Regions from separate parts of the Homo sapiens genome. Here region 2 is linked to region 1. A link is an interaction called in ENCODE POLR2A ChIA-PET data of the cell type or tissue named here. Cell type or tissue: B cell. All regions are shown on one strand. Each heading gives the region's core, and the rest is flanking DNA. Links, peaks and the distances in the headings are about the cores only.

Region 1 (5,388 bases), core at 215-5,214:
CTCCATTTTCAATATTTTTTTCCAAGAACCCTGATTTGCTTTCTATGGATCACCCTAATTTGTTTTCCCTGTACTTATATGGTAGCATGTCCTCCACATGTGACCAGTTTATTCCAATCAGATTTCTATTTTCCATTGTCCTCAGATTCAAGTGCTGGCATATCCTTACACAGTTCTTTTTAGGTTGTCAATCAAAGGTCCTACAACTCTTCCTTTTGAAGCACTTTGTACCTCAGAGAAATCAGAAGGCCAGAAACAAAATTCTACCAGGTCAAAAACATGTTCTAGGAAGAAACTTGCTTTGTATATAGTCATTCAACAAACATTCACTGATTTTTACCATATATCTGACAACGGCTGAGGACATCACTCCCTAGTCAACAGATAACTATAGTGTACCATGGTATGTGCTCTAATAGAAGCAATACATTAGAGAGCTCCCAGGAGGGGGTTAGAAAACACTGAGGAGGTTAGGGAAGGCTAACAGAGAAGAGAACAATTGAGACAGCCATCAGAAGACGAAAAGGAATCAGCAAGTAAAGAAAGTAAAGAGCAATTCGGGCAAAGAACAGGGCTGGCCGGCCTGGTGTGAAACTGATAAGAATCTGACACCCTCTGGTAGAATGAGATAGGTCCCACAGAGCAGGAATTTAGGATAGGTCAGATGACTTGTAAATCCAAATTTTATGCCATATTAAAAACCTGCCCTCGTTCCTGAGGTAAAGGTGAGTCACTGAAGGTTTTTAAGCTGTAGTGTGCTTAGACTTGCATTTTAGAACGATCATTCTGGGGGCATATAACGAAAGGGAGAAGAAGACTGTAGAGAATTTGAGGAACTTTTTATACCCCCATTGTGAGAAGATGAAATTCTCAACTTTTGTGGTGGGAGGGGCAAAAAGGAGGAGATAAAGAGACAAGAAATATTCGAAAAATAGACTCATCTTATGCCTTGGTAAGGAAAGTGAGTCAGTGAGGATTCCAAGGTCTCCAGCCTGGCTGTTGGTGAGTGCCGACAGCATCAGCATAAAGAGAGAGAGAGAAAGAGAGAGAACTCAGGAGCTGGTCTAAGAGACAAGACACTGAGTTGTGTTACAGCACTATGATCAAGCTTGCTTGTGTCCAGATTGTTCTTCCAAGTCAATATTATAGCTGAAATTTTTTAAAAAGAAAAAGTTACCTCTTAGAGACCTGTCAAGAGTGTAAATTACTTGAACACTAAGTCTGTGGGCTGTCTTTTCTGAGCCTGGCTTCAGTTTCTCTATGTACTCCATTTCTAGAATATTAGTAGGCACCAGAGAAAGAATCCACTGTTATCTTCCAAATCAGCATCTTGGCCTCGCGGGGAAAGAGCCCACCCAGCAGGTTTTTAATTGCCTGTATAGCTAACCATTCAAATATCTTTGCTGTCTTCTCTTTTTTTGAATGGCATGACTCATCAGACCACCAGGTAAAAAGCCCCAGGTCAGCAACCCAGCAGCCAGGGAGTGCATACATAATGGTTCTTAAAGTCTCTCATTTCAAGTTTTTGTAGTTTGCTCTTGCCAAGCAGAAAGCAACTTTTACATAGTACAGATTTATTGAGATACCACAAGCCTCACCCAGTTGAGATTAAGCCTAATATGAAAATACAAATTGGTTTTCCATGCTAAGAAAACCAAAGCTATGGACATTTCCTCAGAGCCCAATATTTCACCATATGGACTAAAGCCTCTGTCTTAGTTGTAGGTCATATGTCAACAGGAGAGTTGTTTATTTTTTTAACCATGTGTCACATGACCCAACTACATCATCTGTAGTAATTTTCTGGAGTGAACCAGACAACTAGGACCCTCTTTCAAACACAAATCCCGAGAGAAGGTCAAATTGGCAGCTGTTGTGTTTCTCTGAATGGGCTGTTGTAATTTAAATGTCTCATTCCATGGGGAGCTAAGGAAAGTGACATAACCCAGAAGAAGCTCGGAAGTGAGAGTGTTTGTGGGGGTGGCTGCCCTCCTATCCTGAGTCTCTGGAGTCAATGAATGTGCTTCAGGAGTAGTCCTAGGAGCTCAGGACAAGCTTCTTGGGAGGTTTCTTTAAAAGGAAAAGAGAAGTTAGGCTGCAAATAGGTGGATATGATGGCAGGCTGTTCTTAATATTGTCTTCCTCAGAAAGTATTTTTAAGTAACTAATTATAGATGTCTGTTATGTTACATTCTCTATTGTGAGAAAAGAGGAAGTTGGACATCTTGAACCAAATCCGTAATACAATGAATGGAAGGCGTCTAGACAGCAGTAACAGGCAAAGATCAAGCTGAGTCTAGTAAACTGCTTTAACTCAGCCAAGAAGAATATCACTAAGCACTCCCTAATTCCTTTCTTTCTTTTCTTTTCTTTTCTTTTCTTTTTTTTTTTTAAGTAGAGTTTGTTACAAAGGACCTAAAACCAGACATGCAAACTATCACTTCAATGTGGTGGTCAAATTTTCTCATGAAGTGTGGATCTTAATTTTTATTCTAAAATTTCAATCTTTAAACTGTACACTGAATCAGTTTTTCTATACACTAAACGGTATCATTCATCTAGCATTCAAGAATGCCTAATATACTTGGTTTGTTGTATCATACTCCAAGTGGCACAATGCTATATTAAAACCCTTAAGGCATAACTCCTTTTTTGCTTTTTTTTTTTTTTTTTTTTGAGATGGAGTCTTGCTCTGTCACCCAGGCTGGAGTGCAGTGGCGTGACTCGGCTCACTGCAACCTCCACCTCCTGGGTTTAAGCGATTCTACTGCTTCAGACTCCCAAGTAGCTTGGGTTACAGGTGACCGCCACCATACTCAGCTAACTTTTTTGTATTTTTAGTAGACAGCGGGTTTCACCATGTTGGCCAGGCTGGCGTTGAACTCCTGACCTAAAGTGATCTGCCTGACTTGGTCCCCCAAAGTGCTAGGATTACAGGCATGAGCCACCACACCCCACCAGGCATAACTCTTAATATTGGCTGAATACTCAAGGTAGGATTTTTACTACTTATTAATATTTTTTGAAGAAAACTAATTAGCATGATCTTTTGGTTGGGCTAAGAGCATGTTATAAATTAATATTTTATTAATTACATTGAACAGTAGTGTGTACAATAAATATCTTGGATATTTTCTAGTTAAAGAATTTCACTTGTAAGATTAAGATTGCTATTAAAGCTAACATTTATGATAGGATCATAATAAGATTAAGAAAGTTTTTAAAGACTCTGCCTCTGTAAAAGCATAAAGTTACTGAGTGAAAGGGTCTAATGATTATGGTATAATGTCATTTGCCATATTCCACACCTTACCATGAACTCTGAGTTTATATTCCAAGTGATATCTAGTACCAATTTCAATTCCAAATGATCTAGAAGTTACTCATATTTAATCATTTATGTTATATATTGAACCAATTTCTCATCCTCTGTGAGGACTGCCTCTTAAGTTTTATAAACCTGAAATTTCCCCCTAGGGCCATGTCCATCTGTACCCAAGTGCTCTGCGTTTCTTGGATCAAGGTGTTCTATTTACAGGCTTTGAATTGCCATGCAGCGTCCATTGATTTCAGATCATGGGTGGAAGTTTGGATAAAGAAGTCATTATCACTTGCCTGTGGACCTCCGTAGACATGGGGTCTCATCCTACTCTGTTCCTACCCTCATTTGACTCTCAAATCCAGGACTACTTCTTTAGCATAGCTTGGCAGTGGAGCACACCCAACGAAGCTTTAATGACTGATTCCAAAATGATGATTTCAGAGTAAGCATGGGAATCTCATCAGGCCTTCATCTGGAGCTCTTTTCCAAAGTAAATAGTTAGGTAGGTAGTCTGCTCTCATGGAGGTGAAGCATAGCTCCCTGCTAAGCTTGTCCTATAGTAGCTTCTTTCCAAAGGGCGCTATTTTTGTTTGCTGGACTCAGAATTGGAACAGAGGAGGAGGAGCGAGATGGCCAAATGGAAACCTCTACTGATTGTCCTCCCCATAGAACGCTAAATTGAATAATTGCCCACACAAAAAAGCACCTTCATAATATCCAAAAATCAGGTGAGTGACCACGGTACCTGGTTTTAACCTCAGATCACTGAAAGAGGCACTTAAGAAGATAGAAAAGACAGCCTTGAATTGCTGACACCACCCTACCCTCAACTCCCAGCAGCTGCCATGTGGTGCTGAGAGAAGATCTGTGCTCTTGGTGGGGAGAGTGCAGTGATTGTGGGACTTAGCATTGGAACTCATTGCTGCCCTGTCAGAAAAGCAACACTGTATAGAACTTAGTCAATGCCTATGGAGGGAGCATATACACCAGCCCTAGCCAGAGTGGACTCACCCATCCCAGTTGTTGGACCCTTTCTTCTAGCAAGCCCCACCACCATGGGCTAAGATGCTATGGGGTCCTAAGTAAACTTGAAAGACAGTCTAGGCCAAGAGGACTGCAATTCCTTGGCAAGTCCTGGTGCTGTGCTGGACTCGAGAAAGTAGACTTGGGGAACACGTGACCCAGCGAGACACTGGCTAGGACAGCCGAGGGTGTGCTTGCACCACCACTCCCAAAACCCCAGGTAGCACAGCTCACAGCTCTGGGAGAGACTTCTTTCTGCTTAAAATGAGGAGAAGGAAGAATAAAGAGGACTTTGTCTTGTAACTTGGATACCAGCTCAACCACAGTAGGATAGAGCACTAGCCGGAGACTTGAGGCTCCCATTCCAGGCCCTAGCTCCTAATGTTATTTCTAGACACACCCTGGGCCAGAAGAGAACCAGCTGCCTTAAAGAGAAGGACTCAGTCCTGCCACAATTCATTAACTACTGACTAAAAAGCCCTTTGGCCCTGCATAGTTAGCAGTGGTAGCTAGACAGTACTTGCTATGGGCCTTGGGTGAGATTCAGAGACATGCTGGCTTCAAGTGTGACTCAGCACATCCCCAGCTATGCTGGCTATGATGAGAGACTCCTTCTGCTTGAGAAAAGGAGGGGGAAGAGTAAAGCCGACTTTGTCTTGAAGCTTAGGTACCATATTGGCCACAGAGGGATAGAGAACCAAGTGGGCTCTTGGGGTCCATGATTCGAGGCCTTGGCACATGGATGGTATTACTGGACTTTTCCTGGGCTAGAGGGGAGCACTGTCCTGAAGGGAGAGTCCCAGGCTCAACAGTATTCATCACAAGCTGACTGAAGGGTCCTTGGGCCTTGAGTGAACACTGATGTATTTGCTGCAGGCCTGGGGTGGTGGTGGGTCCTGGTTTTCTTTCTACTTTGGCTTTGTTTTTATTCTCTAGGTCTTGGCTTAACCTGGTCCCTGCCTCTCACTGCTTAAATAGAGTAGTTTAAAGAATACTGATTAATGGATTAATATCAAATTGAAAGGAGCACTTCCAAAACCTGT
Region 2 (5,388 bases), core at 185-5,184, 160 kb after region 1:
TGTTTTGTTTAGATTGGTAAAATTAAAGCATATTTGTATTCATTATGTATTATTGAGTAACACATTACCACAAATTTAGCAGCTTAAAACCATATACATTTATTAATCTCACTGTTTCTGTGGGTGAGGAGTCCAGGTATGGCATTGCTAGGAGTCCTAGCTTTTACATGAGTTTGTAAAAGCTGCAATTAAGGTGTTGTCCAGGGGCTGTGGTCTCATCTCAAGGTGAAGGATCTGCCTTCAAGCTCAGTGGGGTACTGGCACAGTTGAGTTCCTTGTAGCCTTTTGGACTGAGGGCCTCAGTTTCTTGCTGGCTATGATGGTTAATTTTATATGTCAGCTTGGCAGGGCTGTGGTGCCCAGATATGTGGTCAGACATTCTGGGTGTTTTTGTGAGGGTGTTTTTGGATGAAATTAATATTCAAATCAATGGATTTTAAGTAAAGAGGATTGCCCTCTGTGTTAGTCCATTCTTATGTCACTATAAAGAAATTCATGAGAATGGGTGCTTTATAAAGAAAAGAGGTTTAATTGGCTCATGATTCTGCATGCCATACAAGAAGCATGGTGCCAGTGTCTGTTCCTGCTGAGGGCCTCAGGAAGCTTCCAATCACGGCAGAAGATGATGGAGAACTGGCATGTCACATGGCAAGAGTGGGGGCAAGATAGAGAGAAGCAGTTCTCAAGTGAACTAAGTGAGAGGAGGCCCCACCTAGAGATACAGATTTGGCAGTTTTCAGCTTATTTTTAATAATGGAAGCTGTGATTGCGAATAACCCTTTCAACCTCTGTAGAGTTAAATAAGAAGAGGGCCAAGGAATTATTCCAGGAAACAATACTGTTTTACCTCTGAGTAGACAATAGAGAAGCATACTGAAAAGATATGCCTAGAGACCTGTGATGAGATCTGGAAGAGTGTCAGGGAATCCAAGATTCTGTATAGAAGGAATCAAATCTGTATTTCTTCATCAGCACCTAATACCAAAAATAAAGTAGCAGGCAAATAATAGGCAACCCCTGCCCTCTCCCTCTGACCAATCCGGTTATTATAGGGAAAGTCTTCTAGCTGGTTGAGTCCATATACAATATAATGTTTCATTTTTAATTGTAACACCTAATTAAGCCAGGATATATACCCTAAATGTAACTATATTGTCCATGAACCAAAAGACTCATCATCTCTGTTTAAGACAACAATAGCATGAATATTTATAGCCCTTCAATGTAAAGCCAACTTCTGAGATTTCTGTACTATGTAGACTTTTGTGGAGTTTTTTTCTTTTTTTTTGCTCTCAAGAACTCTCTGATTCCCACTATGACTTTTGCAATTATTAAGACCTAAATAAGAATTCTTAGATGACACACTTGAAATATTAAATCGTATAGCGTAGCCTTAAAATGCTTATAATTTTTGTAGCACAATAATTACAATTTTGCTTACTTTTCACCCCTAGATTATTGCATTTTGATTTTAAGAACCTGTAAGATCCAAAATACATGGAGCTTGATTATATGATCAGCTTGAGATATATAAGCATTTTTTATTAGTTCTAAGAAATTTGGGCAATAATATGTTGTAGTTGGGAAGATGAGATTAGTAGTTTTGCAAATATAGTTTTCTTATCTTTTTAGAAGGAGTCCTTATCAGTATCCTTTTCTCAGTTCCAGTTACCTTTTAAGATCAGTGTGAGCAGTTGTCAACTGAGATATGTTACTGTCCCTTTTAGGAGGTGCATTTGTGATGTTCTTTATTTAAATCTAAAACAAACATTTCAGGCCAGACTCAGTGGCTTACATCTCTAATCTCAGCACTTTGGGAGGCCAAGGCAGGCATATCAATTTAGGTCAGGAGTTCGAGACCAGCCTGGCCAAAGGGTGAAACTCCGTCTCTACTAAAAATTCAAAAATTAGTCAGGAATGGTGGCAGGCACCTGTAATCCCAGCTACGTGGGATGCTGAGGCAGGAGAATCACTTGAACCCAGGAGGCGGAGCTTGCAATGAGCCAGGGTCATGCCAGTGCACTCCAGCCTGCGTGACAGAGCGAGAATCTGTCTCAAAAAAATAAAATAAAATAAAAAGTAAACATTTTAGAAAGTCACTAAACTGAAGAGTTCAGGATATAAAGACTTAGGTTGTAGTTGATTCAAAACTACAACCAAAAGTTGATCAACTTGTAGTTGATGAGGAACATAGCTAGGTCAAGGTAATACAGTTCAGTCACCTTTTTTTAAACATATCTTGATCAATTTCCTGTATTACTAGAATTTTACAACTATGTATCACAACTATATATATGCAACTGTGTATATATCTACAATAGACAATATTCTGCATTATAAACTGTAATGGATAGACTACTGTTTTTAGTATACATATATCTTGATACAGCTAAATTTTTCTCTGATGTGAATAAATTTAAAAGCACTCACTGCAACAAAATGAGATTCTATCTGGCCGTTATGCACCTAGTAATAACATCAAGATACCTTTATTTTTCATTTTCCTTTAGTTCCACATCTTGTTTCCCAGGATAGTAATGAACTTTAATTCTGCAAGTTTATGTAGTCTACTTTGATAATATATTGAAACTGAAACCCTTTAGTGGATATATTTTAAGCAGGATATCAAATCACACCTTGATAATCTCCTCTCCTCAGAAACACTTAGAATGGCCACAAATAACTCTCTAGGAATTAAGTTATTCATAGTATTTATTTTGTATGCTTTACTGATACTTTTATTTGTGTGGCCATTTAAAAGAACCTGAAAACTGAGTATATAACTATACATTCTTTAAAAAACATCTGTTTAATTATTTTCAAATCTATGTATTATGATAGCATTAAGTGCTATTAAGCAATCTTTAACTGTGCCCTTTTTGTTTAAATTGTACTAATCAATAAATAACCCTGTCATGTCTTTATTTCTTTATTTGGACAGAATCACTGCCCAAATCCCTTACCTATCCTATTGTAGTTATAGTTTCTTAATGAGGATTATTACAATAAATAAATAATCAAAATTTTATCAAGCACATAGTATGGGCCAGAGCTTTGAAAGATAATTTGGAGGCTATGGAAGAAATAGAAAAGAGGGTCCCAGATCTCAAAAAGCTTGAAATCTAAAGGGAAAGACTACATTTCTGAAACAACCAAAGAAAAATATAAGCAGGATATAACTGAATAATACATTGTATGAGACTGAAATATTAAGACTAGAGAGGCCAATGTAGGCTGATATGGTTTGGCTGTGTCTCCATCCATATCTCATCTTGAATGGTAACTCCAACAATTCCCGTGTGTCATGGGAGGAACCTGGTGGGAGGTGATTGAATTACAGGGGCAGGTCTTTCCTGTGCTGTTCTCATGATAGTGAATGAGTCTCATGAGATCTGATGGTTTTAAAAACAGGAGTGTCCGGGCACAGTGGCCCACGCCTGTAATCTCAGCACTTTGGGAGGCCGAGGTGGGCAGATCACGAGGTCAGGAGTTCGAGACCAGCCTGACCAACATGGTGAAACCCTGTATCTACTAAAAATACAAAAATTAGGGCATGGTGGCCCACCCCTGTAATCCCAGCTACTCAGGAGGCTGAGGCAGGAGAATCACTTGAACCCAGGAGGCAGAGGTTGCAGTGAGCCGAGATCATGCCACTGTACTCTAGCCTGGGTGACAGAGTGAGACTGTCTAAAAAAACCCAAAAAACAAAAAACAGGTTTCCCTGCATAAGCTCTGTTTTTGCCTGCTGTCATCCGTGTAAGATGTGACTTGCTCCTCCTTGCCTTCTGCCATGATTGAGAGGCCTCCCCAGCCATGTGAAACTCTAAGTGCATTAAACCCTTTTTCTTCCCAGTCTCAGGTATGTCTTTATCAGCTGTGTGAAGACCAACTAATACATAGGCTAACTTAGTTAAAAAGAACTTGGCCTGGGCTTTGAGGTGATGGTAAGGGAGTATGGCATTTAATCTTGGACTTGAAGGGTTGACAAAAAGATATCCGGAATAGACAAACCCCTGGCTAAAGAAAATGTATGTGTTTTCTGAAATTGATGATTTTTAATGCGGATTAAATTTAAAAAGCTAAAAGTATTTATTCTATCACTTAGAATGATAACTATTAAGAGTCAACTAGTGAAACCTACTATGATTCTTTATATATATATACACGTATACATACATATATATGTATGTATACGTATATATTATATATGTATATGCATATATGTATGTATATGTACATATTATATATACGTATACATATGTATACATATATGTATATACGTATGTATACGTATATATAATATATATATATATTTTTTTGAGACGGAGTCTTGCTCTGTCACCAGGCTGGAGTGCAGTGGTGTGATGTTGGCTTACTGCAACCTCTGCCTCTTGGGTTCAAGCAATTCTCCTGCCTCAACCTCCTGAGTAGCTGGGACTACAGGCACACGCCACCACGCCCAGCTAATTTTGTTTTGTATTTTAGTAGAGACAGGGTTTCACCATGTTGCCCAGGCTGGTCTCAAACTCTTGAGCTCAGGCAATCTGCCCACCTCGGCCTCCCAAAGTGCTAGGATTACAAGCTGGAGCCACCGCACCTGGCCGATTATCAATATTTTAGAATTTAATTGCTCTTAACTTCTTTACATAGAGAAATGCAGACATAGCTTAAACTCTTAGAAGATTATAGATAGACTGAGGTTCTTAACAAGATCTGTGTACTCTTAATTATTAATAAAATTGAGAACTAACTACAAAAAAACTCTTAATTTTATCTGTTTCTAACAGAAGAGACATGCTCTCAAAATGTCTTTTATATGTGGTTTCTGGCTGTGCTGTACCATTCAAAGTCATGGTTTTATACTGTAGATTATTTTGAAGTGACAGAACTGATAAATAAAGAACAGCTGTGACAGTAACCTTATATGTCAAACTAGAAACTGGAGTAAAAATTTAAAAATTGACACAACAGTACGATATAGCTTTTGTGCTAATTTTCTGGCGTTAAAATGATACTTAAATTGCTGCTTTTGTTGTGAGACAGAATAAAGATGGACTGGGTGTAGAGGTAGAACACAGAAATATTTTATACTTCTCAACTCATTAAGCCTGATGAGGCCCTTTTTGAAGTCCAGTGCATCTAGGCACGTGGCCCCTTGCATCTGTAGTAATGTGCACAGCCTAGAACAGCAGCAGTGAAGGTGAAAGAGTGCCTCCTGCTCCTGGCTATGCACCGTGTGTATACGGGCCAAATACTTTTGAGAATTAAAAAAAAAAATTAATCTGAGTATTTCAAGTAAAATCCTTTTCTTTGATTAAATTTATAGATACTTTTAGTTTATTTTTATTCTGTAGAATAACAGATGTCCTTATCTATTGAAGGACTAGA

The links. Peaks named below come from ENCODE experiments on the same cell type or tissue, not always from the same donor. Only the 100,000 strongest peaks of a DNase experiment are listed, where the experiment ranks them.
Region 2: POLR2A ChIA-PET joins it to region 1 with 7 read pairs; 3 of 35 experiments call an interaction of 5 or more read pairs at or near these places.

Annotation. Positions count from the first base shown.
Region 1 is chr5:83,025,286-83,030,673 of GRCh38, forward strand. No RefSeq gene overlaps it. Among named protein-coding and RNA genes, the nearest start is that of TMEM167A, 49 kb to the right of the region's middle. RefSeq lists enhancers at 1,337-2,184, 2,291-2,792, 2,793-3,292. In B cell, for the core only: no CTCF peak of the experiment used is centred there; a DNase peak (open chromatin) is centred at 2,186.
Region 2 is chr5:83,188,008-83,193,395 of GRCh38, forward strand. All of the region lies in intron 3 of XRCC4 (X-ray repair cross complementing 4), which reads left to right. Among named protein-coding and RNA genes, the nearest start is that of XRCC4, 110 kb to the left of the region's middle. In B cell, for the core only: no CTCF peak of the experiment used is centred there; no DNase peak of the experiment used is centred there.